Linked DNA regions of Mus musculus: region 2 is linked to region 1. The links are chromatin loops, found by intact Hi-C in ENCODE. Cell type or tissue: left cerebral cortex. All regions are shown on one strand. Links, peaks and the distances in the headings refer to the core of each region. The heading gives the core; the rest is flanking DNA.

Region 1 (7,543 bases), core at 1,083-6,082:
GATCCTGAGTCAGACCATCATCTGTAACAGTGTGGTGGGGCTACTGCCACACAGGAGGACAGGTTGGGTGTCTCTCCTCTCATCCCAAGGCTGAAAGTCCTGAGCTCCATTTTAGCGGCTTCTCTCACATTTTTGAATGTTGTCCTGACCTTATTGTACAGCCTCAGAGATTTTATAATCATCTCTTTGATTGTTTCTTTGACTGGTACACCATTTAGAGGTATGTTGTTTCATTTCCACATGGCTGTGGAATTTTCTAGATTTCTTATGTTATTGAAATATGAATATTTAATTTTTTGTTTTGTGATAAACTTTTTAAATAATTTCAAGATAAAGAAGTATAAACAATGGCACAATATGCAAACTACTAATATGGACTATCTAAAAATACCTTTGGTAAATGGTTAGGCAGACAAAATAATTTTATGTAAAATAATAGTTCATGTTAAAAATTTTCAACAATTCTAAAATTCAACATTCTGTATGCATATATTAGTTTTTCTTTTTAATAAATGATTTATTTACTTAAGCTTCTGATTATTCATTAGTAGTATAAGGCAGTTTCATTTAAATTATTACTGACAGAAAACATAGCTTATAAGATTTCAATAAAAAATTAAGACTACTTAAATAGGAGTAAGAACTGTCTATATGGTGATGAAACATGCTTTTAATTCTGGCACTCTGGAGTCAGAGGCAGGTGGTCTATAGAGCAAGTACCAGGACAGCCAGGGCTACCCAGAGAAACCCTGTCTCAGAAAAAAAAGTTCTATACATATGAACACATATGCACAATAATCTAGTGTAGTCATATATATGATAGTCTGTACATGACAGCTAGATGAACACTGTGTAGCACAGTTCAGATCTTCTGAATTTTAGCTCCTCCTTGATCTGTTCTATCATTTCTGAGAAGGTGGTTGTAATGATCAGTATTAATTGTCAACTTGAAAGAAAATCTAGAATCACATGGAAGATGGACATCTGGGCATCCTTGTGAAGGACAATCTTGATTGATTACATAAGTTGAGCTGGGAAGACTTGCCCACTGTGGGTGGCACCATTCCCTGGCTGAGATCCTGGAGAAAGGGAGCTGGGCAGCAACACGTATTCATCACTTTCTCCACCCTGACTTGAGATGTGTGACCAGCTGGCCCAAGCCCCTCTTGTCTTGATTTCCCCTACTGTGATATACCTTGAACTGTGAGCCAAAACTAGCCTTCTCTCCTTTAAGTTGCTTTTATTAGACCATTATATCCCAGCAACAGAAAAGAAACAAAGAGATACAGGTTTATTACAGATTTGGTAGATTTTGATTTTTATATTTATCAGGTTTATTGTCATGTAAATCAAAGTTATAGAGGAAAGTATACATTCATAATTGCACATTTTGATAAATTGGTCTTTTTAACACTGAATTTTGAACATTTATTCATTTTTTAAAAAGATTTATTTATTTATTATATGTAAGTACACTGTAGCTGTCTTCAGACACACCAGAAGAGGGAGTCAGATCTTGTTACAGATGGTTGTGAGCCACCATGTGGTTGCTGGGATTTGAACTCAGGACCTTCGGAAGAGCAGTTGGTTGCTCTTACATGCTGAGCCATCTCACCAGCCCTTTATTCATTTTTTTAAAGACTTATTTATTATTATATGTGAGAACACTGTAGCTGTCTTCAGACACACCAGAAGAGGGCCTCAGATCTCATTACTGATGGTTGTGAGCCACCATGTGGTTGCTGGGATTTGAACTTGGGACCCTCAGAAGAGCAGTCAGTGCTTTTAACTCCTGAGCCATCTCTCTAGCCCCCAGTAAATTGGTCTTCACAGTATGCTCTTCATTAGTAGCTACTGCCTGATTTAAGATGATTGAATCTGATGCTTTTAAGATGTCTCACTCCATCGTATTCCTGTGTGCATTGCGCCCAGCCCAGCTATTGCCTTTGGAGAATACACCTTAGCGTCCAGGGAATGTGTTGGGCCACACAATATTTTTTAAGCATGTTCAGAACATTTACCTAATAGTTTTCCAAAAATAGTTTTCTTCGCTAGTGTCCATTTTCTCTCTTCTCCAACTTTAATATATATGTTAGGCCAATTGATCCAGTCCCACAGTTGTTTGAGCCGCTGTTCCAGTTATTTCCAATTTCCCCGCCTTCAGATCGCCCTGCTCCAGCCCTGTGTTCTGAGCTTCAGGTTCGCGTTTTGGCCAGATCCTGTCCACTCTCGTGTACAGCGTGAGTTTTTGTTTTATGTGGCAGTGTACTTGTCTAGATTGTTTTTAGCTATTCTTTAGGACTCTCACTTTTCTACTGTTTTTGTTTGGTCATTCATTGAGAACTAGTTTCCTCTGAGTCTTTAAGCGCATGCGCACTATCTCCTGTAAGCGTGGTGCTGATTCTAAGGTCTTTGTCTCTCAACCTTGTTACTATGTTGTTATTCTCTCGGTCTTCTCTTCTGATGAAGTGTTGACATTTGTTATAGCAATCAGTGAGTTCAGCCTGACCCCAGCCCTGAGCTGTTTTCTCTTGATCGGTGGCCACCAAAATCTTTCTCTGTCTTTCCCTCTCCTGCTCTCGATACTCGATGCTCGCTTGCTAGCTGCCTCCGCCTCTCTGAGGTCAGCTGTGGATTTTGTAGTTTAGATTCTGTTTTCCTGGTTCCATCCCTTCTGCAATTTTCCCTCATGGTCTGTTTGCTCTCCGTGTTCTATGCTGTGTTCCTTGAGCCCCGCCCTGCCCAGGCCAGGGACCTGTGTCAGGGGAGACACCAGCGATGTGCTTCTTAAACAGCGCTGTTTCCTCAGTCCCCTGCTCAACACCACTCCAATTTTTGACTCTTTTGATACTTTCATTTTCTCTCTGATACATTCAAACAGTATAAAAATCTCGTTCAAAGTGTGCAGTTATTTATCAAGACGGGAGTTTAGGTCAGTTAAACCAACTTGCTGTCACTGGACCTGGAGCTAAATCATAATGCACCTGCAGCCATGGTTCATAGTCCTCTGCATCCTCACCCCTCAGGCTCCCTACACTCTCATTACTTTACTGACTACTGCGATTTTAAAAAATTCCTCAGGCGCCAGACCTAGAACTGCAGCTATCAGCTACTCAGGAGGCTGAAGGGCTAGGATCTCACATCCAAGACCTGTCTGAGCTGTAGAATGAGTTCAGAGCAATCCTGGGAGACTTAGTGAGAGCCTATGTCAAAATACAAAGCACTGGGTTGGCAAGATGATTCGATGGGGAAAGGTGCTTGGGACTAAGCCTCTGCGTTTGATCCCTGAAATCTACATGGCAGAGAGAATTGATTACTATAAATTGTTCTCTAATCTCCACACAAATTCAGTGGTATGCATACACACAGAGGCATAGATACACACTTGCATACACACACACACACACACACACACACACACACACACACACACAAATGAATGGATGGATGGATGGATGGATGGATGGATGGATGGATGGATGGATGGATGAATACGCAAACCGCTTGTTTGGATGCTTTGCTGCCCTCTGGTGGGCAAATGGAACACTATTACAACTATGGGGACAGCAGCCCCCAAGCCCAGGGTACCCAGTGTATATATACTTCAGGTGAGGAAGCTATGCCAGTGTCCAGCCCAGCATAGTCTATCCTCCTGGACACCATGACCAACAGACCAGGGGACATCTAGTCAGATGCCTAAGACCCAGCATATGTGTGGTGTGATGTGTGTGTGTGTGTGTGTGTGTGTGTGTATGTATGTATGTATGTATAGCTTTTAGGGTCTTTCTGCAGCCTGGTCTCTCTGAAGATGGGTAGAAGAAAATCCTCAACATTCTTCTTAGGACCCTGCATGATGACACATGTCTTCAAGACCAGCACTGGAGAGGGAGAGGCAGGCGGGTCTCTATGAGTTCAAGGTCAGCCTGGTCCACAAAGAGAGTTCCAGGTTATCCAGAACTACATACCAAATCCATGTCCTAACACTTTCCTCCTTTCCAGTTTCCAGGCAATCCCATTCGGGTCTGGGTTGGCATCCAGACTTAGAGACGTCTATTCTGCTAAGGCTGTGGGCACAGTTTTAACTCTGTAATACTGCCGCATTTCCAGTCTGATTCCACGAAACCTAATCTTTCTTGGAAACCGATTAAAACTGCCTCTCAGACTATGGTGAGAAGCCTTCATCGTCCTGAGTGTGGGCCCTGCTGCCAGCCTGCACTGTAGATGAAGCCATTGATGACCCCGTCTTTCTGGAGCAGCAGCGTAGTGGGTAATAGGGTCTCGAGGTGCTATTTTAAGGCTTGAATAAAGCAGCAAGACTTTGGACTAGAAAGCATCCAAAGCAGGACCTGGGTCTATTTTTGAGACAGAATCAAGACTTTAAAGGAACCTTACACTCCAGGCCGGTGGCCTGCAGTGAGAATGCTTATCTTCTCTCGGTGCTAACAAGTGCTTTGGGAGAAAGTGAGAGAGCATTGTGTGGAGAGTCTCCACTCACCACAGGCAGGCCCATGGCCTAGGGTGTTCAAAGACAGCCACTGTGGTGGACTTTCTATAACCAGACTCCTTCCTGCCCTGTGCAAGCACGCATATCATCTCATGGGTGGGGACTCACGGCAAGGGTGAAACCTCCTCAGATTCCAGCCCCAGGCCATAAGCCCAAGTCTGAATGAGAGGGCCATGGACTTGCAGAAAATGTGAATGGAGAAGAGCAGGAGGCGCACGCTGGCTCCTCCATCATCCTTTCATGGAGCAGTGGGTGTGAGCTCAAGAATTGACTGTTGAAAATGGAATCCCAGAGGCTCCTGAGAGCAGCAGAAAGAAAAGATCCTAGCCTGGTGCCCACAAACAGTGCTGGTTACACTTCCGGATCACAGTACCCGAGGTGCTGGATTGTGGAAGGTGAGAGGGTCCCACATAAGAGGTGGGGGTTACCAGGGCAGTGGGGAACACTTGCAGGGCACAGATGCAATGGAGAACACTCATAGGGTGATGAGGAACACTCAGTATTTAAGAGCAATGGGGAGCACTCACAGGCCGTGGAGTGGTGGGGAGCACTTGCAGGATATAGAGACAGTGGGGAGGCATACTACATATACCAGGGAAGTGGGAAGCACTCAGAATTCTGGTGCACCCTGACACATTCTAACATTTTAATGACTCAAAGAGCCACCCCAGCTGAAAATCTGCTGCATATCTGCCCCCATCAAGCAAGATTCAAACTCAAACTTAGCTTTTGTTTACTGAGCAGCTATTAGGAACCGGCAACTACCTGGAGCCTCCACAGGAGGGGAACTTGCACACAGTCCACGACTTCTATTAAGATCATAGAGGACTGACACTAAACAGAGTTGGACAGCCAGCTGGTAAGCCCAACAGATTCAGCATCCCATCCTATCCACCCATCAGCAGCAAGTGGGTATGTTCTAAAAGGCAGACACCTACTGCAGCCTCCCCTTTGTCCCATAAACCTTGTTGGTGTGCCCCATGGGGTTTTAAAGAGCATCTCTGTCTGTAGCAAGTTTTCTTTTACATCTGAGATAGATGGACTCTCTCAGCTAAAACTATCCTCTGTCATAGAAAGTAGCATGCAGACTGTTCGAGGTCATGGTCATGCAGATGAGGTAGTGATGGCCACCCCCAAACCTGGGAGCTTCTGAGCCAGGGCCTGGCATCTGCCACTCTGCCATTTTCTGGGCTAGTGTGTCCATCCTTTCCAGATATGTTCCTCTGTGTGCAGTACCACCTTGGTGATATTTAGGCATCACACCATGGCTTCTGAGACCCTGGTGAGCCTCTCCAGGTGAGAGCCCTTAGCTGGTTGGGGGTCTCCAAGGTGGGTGGCTGCCTGAAAGTGGCACATGGAGGGAGACAGAGTCCTACAAGTCTGTGGACACAGCCAACCTTGGGCCAAGGTCAGCAGGACTGAAGTGAGCCTGAGGCCTATGGGGCACAGGTAACTTTTCTAGTTTGTGCAGTTCCAGAGGAGGCCACCCAGTTCCAGGACACCTTCAAGAGAGCGTGGAAAGACCTATGAAAGGGGATAATCCCATATACACTTGACTCGGGGAGAGACCTCTATCAAGTTCACCCTAAACTCTGGGGGTGGGGGGGTTAATGCCAGGCACTTTGGAGGGGGTTCAGAGACTGTGTATACCAGAATAAAGGACTTTCTGGTGAAGGCTGTGAGCTCCTGATCCCCCAACTCCACCCCGTTTGTCTGCCCCATGGAGAGGGATACCAGAGAAGGGCGCTTTGTCCTGACATTTCTCAACATGGCCCCTAGATAGTAGGCTAGGCCATGTCTTTGTCTAGAAGGGCTGTCCTTCAGGGAATCTGGATCAGGAGAGCCAGTTTTCTCCAGCTCTGATGGTGTCCTAACTAGAGAGACACATAGTAGAGTCAGAGGCACCCACAGTCCCAACCTCTGAGGCCTGGTGTCCCAATAAGTGATGCTCGGTGGCCTCAAAGAAGCATCTCTCCTCTGAAAAACAAGGTTTGCACTAATTGGGTCCTGAGGTGGTTGTAGGCTGGGTGGCCTCAGGAAGCCATGGGATGCTGTAGTCTGGCTAATACATTGGCTCCTACTCACTGATGTGATGGAGTCAGGAGGTGGGGCCTTCCAGGGTGAGTTAGATAGTGAGAATAGAGGTCTGAAATTGATGTTTGTTAATCTGAAACGTGACCAGAGAGCTGTTCCCATTATAGCTCCTGAGGACATTGCAAGATGGCCCCATGAGAGAACAAAGTAGTGGATCTGTTCAGTCATCAAACCATTGCCTTGACTTGTCTTCTAGTCCCCATGGTGACAGAAAATAACTGCTCAACTGTAAGCCTCCCTTTGAGCTTCACTGTAGCACCTGCACAGACCAGCACATGGGACTTGGGGCCATGAAGGATGAGAGTACAGGGGAGGAGCCAGGCCTGAGGGTCCCCTGGAGGAGGGCTGCTTAGAGAGTGGCACTGTCCCAAGGACCCAACCCAAAATCTGGTCTGAGTCGGCCTCAGGTGGCAACAAAAACCCTGACCCATGAGTGTCTTTGGCCACACCCGCTGTCTTGCTTACTCTGTGTCCCTAGGTTTCTGGTCTGGCTGTAGGGTCCCTTCTCATCAATGTCCCTTCTTTTCTGGGTTATGTTTATTCTTTCTCTGGGCTGAGGTCTTGGGCTGGAGGTAGATTGGAGCTAGCCTGTGATATCTAAGACTCAGTTTACTTGCCTGTAAAATGAAGAGGCCCCTGTCTCCTTGAAAGGTCAGAAGACAGATGGAGGGTCCTCATCTCACACCCTGCTTATCTCTAAGGAAACCCTGAATGGCAGGAGGAACACATCTTGCCCTGTGTAACCAACACACACGTGAGAAGCACTTGACCCAGGTCACACAGAGGAACCTGAGCCTATACCGAGCTCTGTTTGCCTCTTCCCTCCCATTCTCTCCTATGCTGCCCTCCATTAGCATGGCTCTTGTGCCCTGCTACCTTGGATCTGGCTGAGTCTGGGACCCAGAGAGCAAGGCAGGCCCAGGTGGAAAATTCTTGGTTCTGGAA
Region 2 (7,543 bases), core at 1,750-6,749, 92 kb before region 1:
GGGATGGGGGGAGGGGAGAGAGTGCTAGATGGGAGAGGAGGGCCAGACTATTTTTCTCTCCAGAGAGCACTTTTCTCCCTCTCACTAACATGCAAAGATTACCTCAAAGACTCTTAAAGTGACCCTGACTAACAGAGGAGTAGAAAAGAGCATTCCTCCGAGTAGGAGGACCATGCACACCCGGCACACATTCCCCACCCCCTCAAAGAAGGGAGGAACCGTCAGGCTGGAATCCAGGGCAGTGTGTAAAGGGGTGATCCCACCCTAACTGTCGGCTCTGCCCTCCTTTCCTCACTCCAGAGGCCCTGTTCTCCCTGCTTCCGTTGCATGCCCAGTCTGGCTGGGCTGCTTCTTAGAGGAGATCCAGGGCACACATGAGCTCCAGTGAACCTGGGGCCTGCAGCCAAATGAGGTGCATGGATCACAAAAAGAAAAAAAAAAGCACAAATCCGGGTTAGAATTTAACCCAGACTATCCACTGAAAACAGGTTGGGATGCCTTCCAAGGGGGCAGAAATGAAAAAACAAAGGAGTGTTCTAGAAGACTTCAACCCATCCGGCATCTCCTGGCCCCCATCACCTGGCTCCAGGTGGGCAGCAAAGGACCGCCAGCTCAGGCTGGGTAACATCTTAAAGTCCATTTCTTCCTCTCTTCGGCCACACCCACCCTCTCCACACCTTCCCCCATCCCCTCCCCCTTCACACAAATGAAAGGCATTTAAAAGGTGCTTCAAGTCACTCCAAGGTCCTTGCTCAAAATCAAAGATCTGACTTGAACAAGTCAAACAGAAACCTCAGCAAAACAACGCAGGCTGGGAACACACAGCCAGAGCAGAGGGCAGAAGCTCTGGGACCTCAGATTCAGGGCTCCAGGCAGAACTTAACTACACAGAGTCCCGGAGCTGAGTGCACTCTCCTTCCCCAGTGAGGAGGGGGTAAGGCAGCTGGAGATGCCACAAGCAGACATTATAAAACAATAGCTCTGGCACCTCTGATGCCCGCACTCTGATGTCTCTGGAGGGATTCTAACTGGGCAGGAGCTGCCCACGCAGCTGAGTGGTCCACCTGTCTCAGTGGTCATTGTTTTCCTTTGCTGGGGGGGGGGGCACACTGTAACCCTGTGTTTCAGCAAGGTACCCATTTGGCACAATGGCCACAAGCCTCAGTCTTCAACACTGCCTCACTTCTTACTCTCACCAACGTGAACCAATGAAAGCCACTACCAGCCCAGAGAGAATAAGTCTCAGCCCCTCAGATACATTTCATTCTATGCCCGTGACTACCAGTTCTACTCCAGAGACTGAATTACAGTCCCTGTCCCATCAGAAATGACTGCATATACACTCTAAGCCCTACCTTCCCACAGTCTGTTAACCCAGCCAAGATATGGGGTGAGCCAGGCATATGGTTCTCGGGCCAGACATGAAGGGTGGGCAGACCCAAGCCCTTCTCCAAGAGGAGGATAAGAACAGGTCTGAAATCACAGGGCATCACAAATGGAACTCACTGGGCAGAAGCCCTGACCCTCCCAGGGAACATCCAAGCTGACTACAAGGGGTTCAACCTCAGTGTCCCTTAGTCATTCAATATCCCGAGGCAAAGTGGCCCATGGTGCATCTGTCACAGCCCTGCTTGGCTGCACAGTCACCAGCACCCAGAGTTTCGGAGACTGAGCAGAAGACACGTGTAGAGCTCAGCTTCTCAGTGGCTCTGAGGCAGAGGTCATTGCAGCAGAGGACAGAGGTGGGGTTGAGGAGACAGAGGACCAAGGAATGGGTGACTCTGAAGCCACATGATACTGCCAGAACAGCTCATTCTTCTAGGCCTCAAGACAGGTCCACTGATCCTGGGTATCTTGAGGAGACTCAGGTAACAATGGCTTGGCCTGGCAGAACCTGTCTCTATGGATGAGGACCTGAGTTCACTCAGCTATAGCTCCTTGGGAGGGAACGGTCAGTCCTGGTTTTACATGTCTGGCTTAGGACCATCTGGGAGAGCTCCCTTCCTGGGTGAGGGAGCCCCATGCACTGGGAAGGACAGATGTAAGGCAACTGTTGGCAAGAAGGAAGGGCCCAGGCCACGGTTTATGCCTACAGGCTGCCCATGAGAGACCAGCCTTGCCACCCATCCCTACTCTGAACCCACCTCGGCCTATTCAATTTTCAATAAAATTGTCCCAGACCAAAGTCTGTGTCTGTGAGGAGATGGGGTCCTGAGGCAGGAGCGAGGCAAGTGGAGACCTTGTGCTTCGCAACAGCTGCCCGTGTGGCTCCAGCTAGGCTTGGGCCGGGGTAGGAGGGGCAGCTGAAGAGAGACACAAACTCAGCGTGGGCAAGGGTGCTGAGGCTGGGGGATTCCCAGGCCTCTGCAAGGGGCTTTGAGTTTTCCTACCTAGTTCCTGCTAACTCTCCCTGCTCAGAGGGTGAGGGGTTAAGATGGGGACCAGAGTGAGATGAGGGGTGAAAGTCACCAGGTGGGGTGTATCAACTTGTTGAAGAAGGCAGCATTAAGAGACCTGGCAGTGGGACAGTTGGAAAGACCCAGATTTTCGTTTGTTCAGTTTTGTTTCTTGTTTTAACATGCTACATCACTGTTGAAAACAAAAACATTTCAAAAATAATATATAATATATATATATAATATTTATATCATGAAAAGCTATTGGCTAGCAGCAATGATTCTAAATTTATCTTAGCACCAAGACCATGGAGGCAAAGGGAGGCTCTGAGGGAGGACGGACAGACTGCAGAACCAGGAAAGGGTAGCAACGTGTTCAGTGTTAATGACATTTCTGTTAGGCCTCAGAGGTGAGACAGACCCAGAAGGAAGGAAGCTACCATAGCTGCAGGCCCCACCAGGGAGGTTGAGGGTACGGGGGCCTTTCCTTGTGGTTGAACCCCCAATACTCCACTGAAGGAGAGGGACAGTTCTCTGCAGAACTGACCATGGGCAGGTCCTTCAGACCTTCCTCCCTTCCCCAAGACAACCCTGTATCCACATTCTGAGATCTGCACAGACTACACAGATCAGATGTGGAAATTAGAGAGAAGTTTTTAACAGCTCATGCACATTTCTGAAAACTCTTTGCGAGGTATACTGGTAGATAAATGAACATTGGTCAGACTCCTCTAGTTTAAACCACTCTCTTCCCCGCTATGGGGGGAGGCGAGAGGCATTTCTAAAGCTTATATGTAGTTGCAAAGTGTGTGTGGTGTGTGTGCATGTATGTGCATGTGGTGTGTGTGTGTGTGTGCATGTGGTGTGTGTGCATGTATGTGCATGTGGTATGTGTGTGAGTGGTGTGTGTGCATGTGTGTGCATGTATGTGCATGTGTTGTGTGTGTATGTGTGCATGTGGTGTGTGTGCATGTATGTGCATGTGGTGTGTGTGTGTGTGTGTGTGTGTGTGTGTGTAGGTATGTATACATGCTTGTACCTTGAGAATCCCACCTCATTTCCTGTTTTCTCCTATTCTATAGGACATCTCAACTCTACTCAAAATAAGAAGAGTTCACAGGCAGAGAAGCACTGCCTGGTGTCCTGTGACCTTCCTGCAAGGCTGAGGAACACATTATCAGCCTTTTGCAAAAGGAAAAACCTCTCTAGGCACTCTCTGAGTTCTGGGTAGCCCAGGGCATGACTTTCGTTGATTGCTCTGCCCTTGAACTACAAAACAGCTGCTCCTTGGTTATGAAAAGAAACACAAATCCCACAACACATCCCATAATTATAAAGATGAAAACAATGTGAAAGTTGAATATACACTTTTCATTTTACCTGTATTTAGCCAAAAGAATCATGGTCCTGTTGGGAGTTTAGATCTCGTGGCTCATTGTCTCCCCAACAGCCCAAGATATGAATGGAAGTATATACTTTATCCTCCAGCGGCTGGAAAGGGGGAGGCATAAAGCTTACCCTCCCTCCACCCCCAAGTTTCAAGCTCGTATGTGAAAAAAAAAATTACGTTCAGTGTAACAGCTCATATCTTTAAACTCCAGAGGCCTGAAGAAGGGAACTGACAACCTAGGGTTGGCAGAGGTGACACAGGGGAGCGGCGACATGGGGGGGGGGTGGTGGTGGAGGGGAACGCAGCTGGCTCACAGCGGAGGGAGGTTGATGCATTTGACCATTTGACGGTGGGACAAGGGAAGGAATCAATCAGAAAATGAACAAAGAAAGATCTCCCAAGCTGAAGTCAGGTGAGGGGAGAAAGACCAGATAGTCTAGTCCAGAAATCCAATTCACCCTCATGGAAACCCAGATGTAATGTAACTGGACCAGGATGCCAATGAGGAGACCACAAAGTTCACCCCCCCCCCCGCCCCCGCCACAAAACCATACCAAAAAAGGAGAAGGCAGGCACCCAACCCCCAGCCCTCTACCAACACATGAGAACAGAAACAGAAGAAGCCACCTAAAAGTGACAAGAGAATCATCATTTAGCTTATGCCGCTTTGACTGTTTGGTGGGAACACGTGTGGCCCCAGAACACGCTCGTGTAAGTGAGGATGAGTTGCCGTGGAGGCTGCAGCTGCCAAGTGCGGAGACAAGAGTCAGTTGCCAACATTGCTCCTTTCTGAAAGCTGCCAGTGGCTTCTGGTGGACATAATTAACTTAGTCTTTAAAAAAATTTCAGTGTAGGTTTATATATATATATATATGTATATATAATATAATATATATTTATATAATATATCAAAGCTTATGAGTATAGATTAAAAAAATATTCACCGGCTTTGTGGCCTCTGGAGCTCAGGCCCCCTACATGTCTGGGTAGAACTCAGAGCCATGGTCCACCACATGCAGCATGGGCTTCTGCTCCAAGGCAGACATCCTACTGAGGACCTCGGCTGACAGTGTGTAGCTATTGCCAGACTTCTCCTCAAACCAGCTGTCCAGGGCTCGCTTGGCATCAAAGTTGGCGATGGGCGGTCCGTTCACAGCAATTGTCAACAGGTCACTGAGCTGCTCCAGGGTCAGGCGGGAGCGGTGGTTTTTGCGGACCCGCTGGAGGGCGCTCCGGCCTTTCTCGCAGCAGGCTGTGGAGGTGGGGAGAACTTTAAGGACCTGAATGATCTTGTTCAAGAGCGGAAACCTCTGCTTGTACTTGCAGATGTGGCTGAGGAGGTCTTTGAAGCCATTTTTGGTGTAGTAATCAGCCTTGAGGTCTCTCCACTCCATCAGCAGGCTCCCCCGGGGGTCCGTCCCTTCGCGGCACACATCCCGGGAGAAGGCAGGAATGGCTTCCAGGTGGTCGAAGATCTGAACCATGTCCTCCTTGCCAAAGCTCAGGAGCTCCTCGCTGTTCCTGGGCCAGGCCGCTAAGTCGAACACCTGGCAGGCCTTCACAAAGACCCGGCTTCGGGAGTCAAACCTCTGAGCCAGAATGACCTGTGTCTTCTGGCAGATCTTCTCTCTGATGGACTGGAACTTGGCTTCTGCCACCCTGAGGTTCTTCACGGCGATCCCATTGAAACTCTCTCGGAAATTCTCCTCGAATTCCTGCAGGTACTCTCCCGGGGAGTCCGCAAGCCGGCTGATCTCCTGGATTGCCTCCTCGATCTTGTCATCCACCTGTGACACCAGGAGGTACTCGCCCTGGAAGATGTAGGCCAGGCGTGACAGCACAGCGATCACGTCCAGGAGGAAGTAGATGAGCTTCATGGATTGGTAGTCCATGAGGAACTGCAGCAGGGCCAGGGCTATGGCTGAGGCGTCAGCCCGCTGTGTCTGGCTGCTGACATCCTTCAGGTGAGCCACCACTTCCAGGTAGTCCTTGATAAGGGCGTTCAAGACATTCTGCTCACCAATGATCCACCTCACGGCACGGATGTCCCCCAGGAATTCGGTCTCCTCGCACAGGGTGGAGGCCGTGGAGCGCAGCTCACACATGAGGCGTGGTGAGTAGCGGTAGAAACTGAGGAGCTGTTTCAAGTTGTTCTCCAGCTCCTCTAGGCAGGGCAGCTCTTTCCCACTGATGGCATCCAGGATCTCCAGGTGGGGCCGGTGCACCATGAAGGGCAAGCACAGCAGCCACGGAAGCGTCTTGCGGATGGTCATGAACATGCTGGCGCGCAAGCTGGCGGTGATGTTGGCCCCATCCACTCCCAGGCCCACAGTTGGCTTCTCGTCCTGTAAGCGGATGCCCAGAGCAGCAAAGGCCCGGTCGAGTGCTTGGAGATAGCTTTCTGTGCTGGAGAAGCCTAGCTCCTGCAGGGATAGGAATTCTGTGGCTGGGGGTCCATCACTGCTGGTATACTGCACATAGACGGCCACTGTGTCAGCCAGAAGGTCGTCACTCTGCCCATCCAGGATGATGCTGAGGCAGGGCGACTGACGGATGCGCTCCACCAGGTCTTCTCTCAGTGCCCGGGCGATGTGATGGATAAGGATCTGGCAGTCCCCCTCATTCATATACTGGTCCACCACCTTGAGCTCGCACTTCCGCAGCAGCTCTGCCAGGGGCCGGAAGTCGAGGTAGGGCCTCCCCTCCAGCGCCAGGTGGTAGGCGGTGTTGAAGAGCAGGGTCATGTTGCGGCACATCTCCTCAGTCTTCTCCGGGTGCATGCGCAGTTTGTACAGCTGCAGGCATTTCTTGTGCAGGTTGCTCTGGCTGTGCAGCTTGATGGTGTGGATCTTAAACTGCTTGGAGCCGATGATGAAAGCGGAAGTGCGTGAGGACTGAACCGTGTACTGGCGGCACACGTGACACCACATCTCATTCAGGGTCGGGGAGTACCGTAGGAACCAGAACTTTTTCAGCCACTCCTGCTTGAAGCGCCGGATGCGGCGTCCTGTGGCAGAGGACATCTTGGAGGGTTCATCGGTTGCCGTCATCACGTCGTTGGAGACAGATTCATCTGCAGAATCCACTTCCTGGTCATCGTCCTCCATGATGGCGGGGCCGGAGACCATACTCTCTGAGGCTGGAAAATAAGAGGGGAAGGAGAAGTTCGCGTGGGCTGTTGACAGCACAGACTCAGCAAGGGCCTCTGAGGGAGAGCGGGCCCCACAGAGATGGAAGCCCAGCCTGGAGTTGAGTCAAGGGTAACTCTACTCTCCACAGTGAGGTTACCTCCCCATGAGTTGCCCATGGTGTTCTTGGACGCTACTCACTATGCTCCATGCTGCCTGCACCTGAGCTCAGTTTTGATTTGTGGGTGCTTCTGGGGTGGAATGTTTTAGAAGAGGCAGAATGTTTGATGTCACACATTCAGGTTACACTGGAGGACCTGGCTCTGGAATGCCCACCGCTATGGTCAGGGTGAGCATGTGGCTCTTAACTGCGGGCAGCCTCGATATTGAGGCAAAATGTGGTTTTTACGTCCACCCCAACCCATTCTGAGGGTGGCTGAGAAGGGAAACCTGAGGGAAACAGCCAGGCTTAGCTGCAAATCTGCACAGAATCAAACCACAGTTCTTCCTTGGTCCAACAACTTGAAGAGATCCAGGCAGCCAGCAAAAAAGGACAGTCACACAGCTGTCGGCCCCAGGTTCTCTGGTTCCTCATCCTTCTAGAACTCCAGGCTGGGAACAGAGCACCA

What was found. Peaks named below come from ENCODE experiments on the same cell type or tissue, not always from the same donor. Only the 100,000 strongest peaks of a DNase experiment are listed, where the experiment ranks them.
Region 2: it touches region 1 in a loop (2.6-fold over the local background); 9 of 42 quality-filtered maps call a loop at or near these places.

What each region holds. Positions count from the first base shown.
Region 1 is chr2:93,059,979-93,067,521 of GRCm38, forward strand. No RefSeq gene overlaps it. Among named protein-coding and RNA genes, the nearest start is that of Prdm11, 18 kb to the left of the region's middle. In left cerebral cortex, for the core only: a CTCF peak has its summit at 3,560 (motif pointing left); a DNase peak (open chromatin) is centred at 3,533.
Region 2 is chr2:92,967,258-92,974,800 of GRCm38, forward strand. Prdm11 (PR domain containing 11) reads right to left here. Exons shown (of 8, transcript NM_001368848.1): 8 at 1-6,925. The coding sequence ends at 4,761. Among named protein-coding and RNA genes, the nearest start is that of Gm13791, 51 kb to the left of the region's middle. In left cerebral cortex, for the core only: no CTCF peak of the experiment used is centred there; a DNase peak (open chromatin) is centred at 4,515.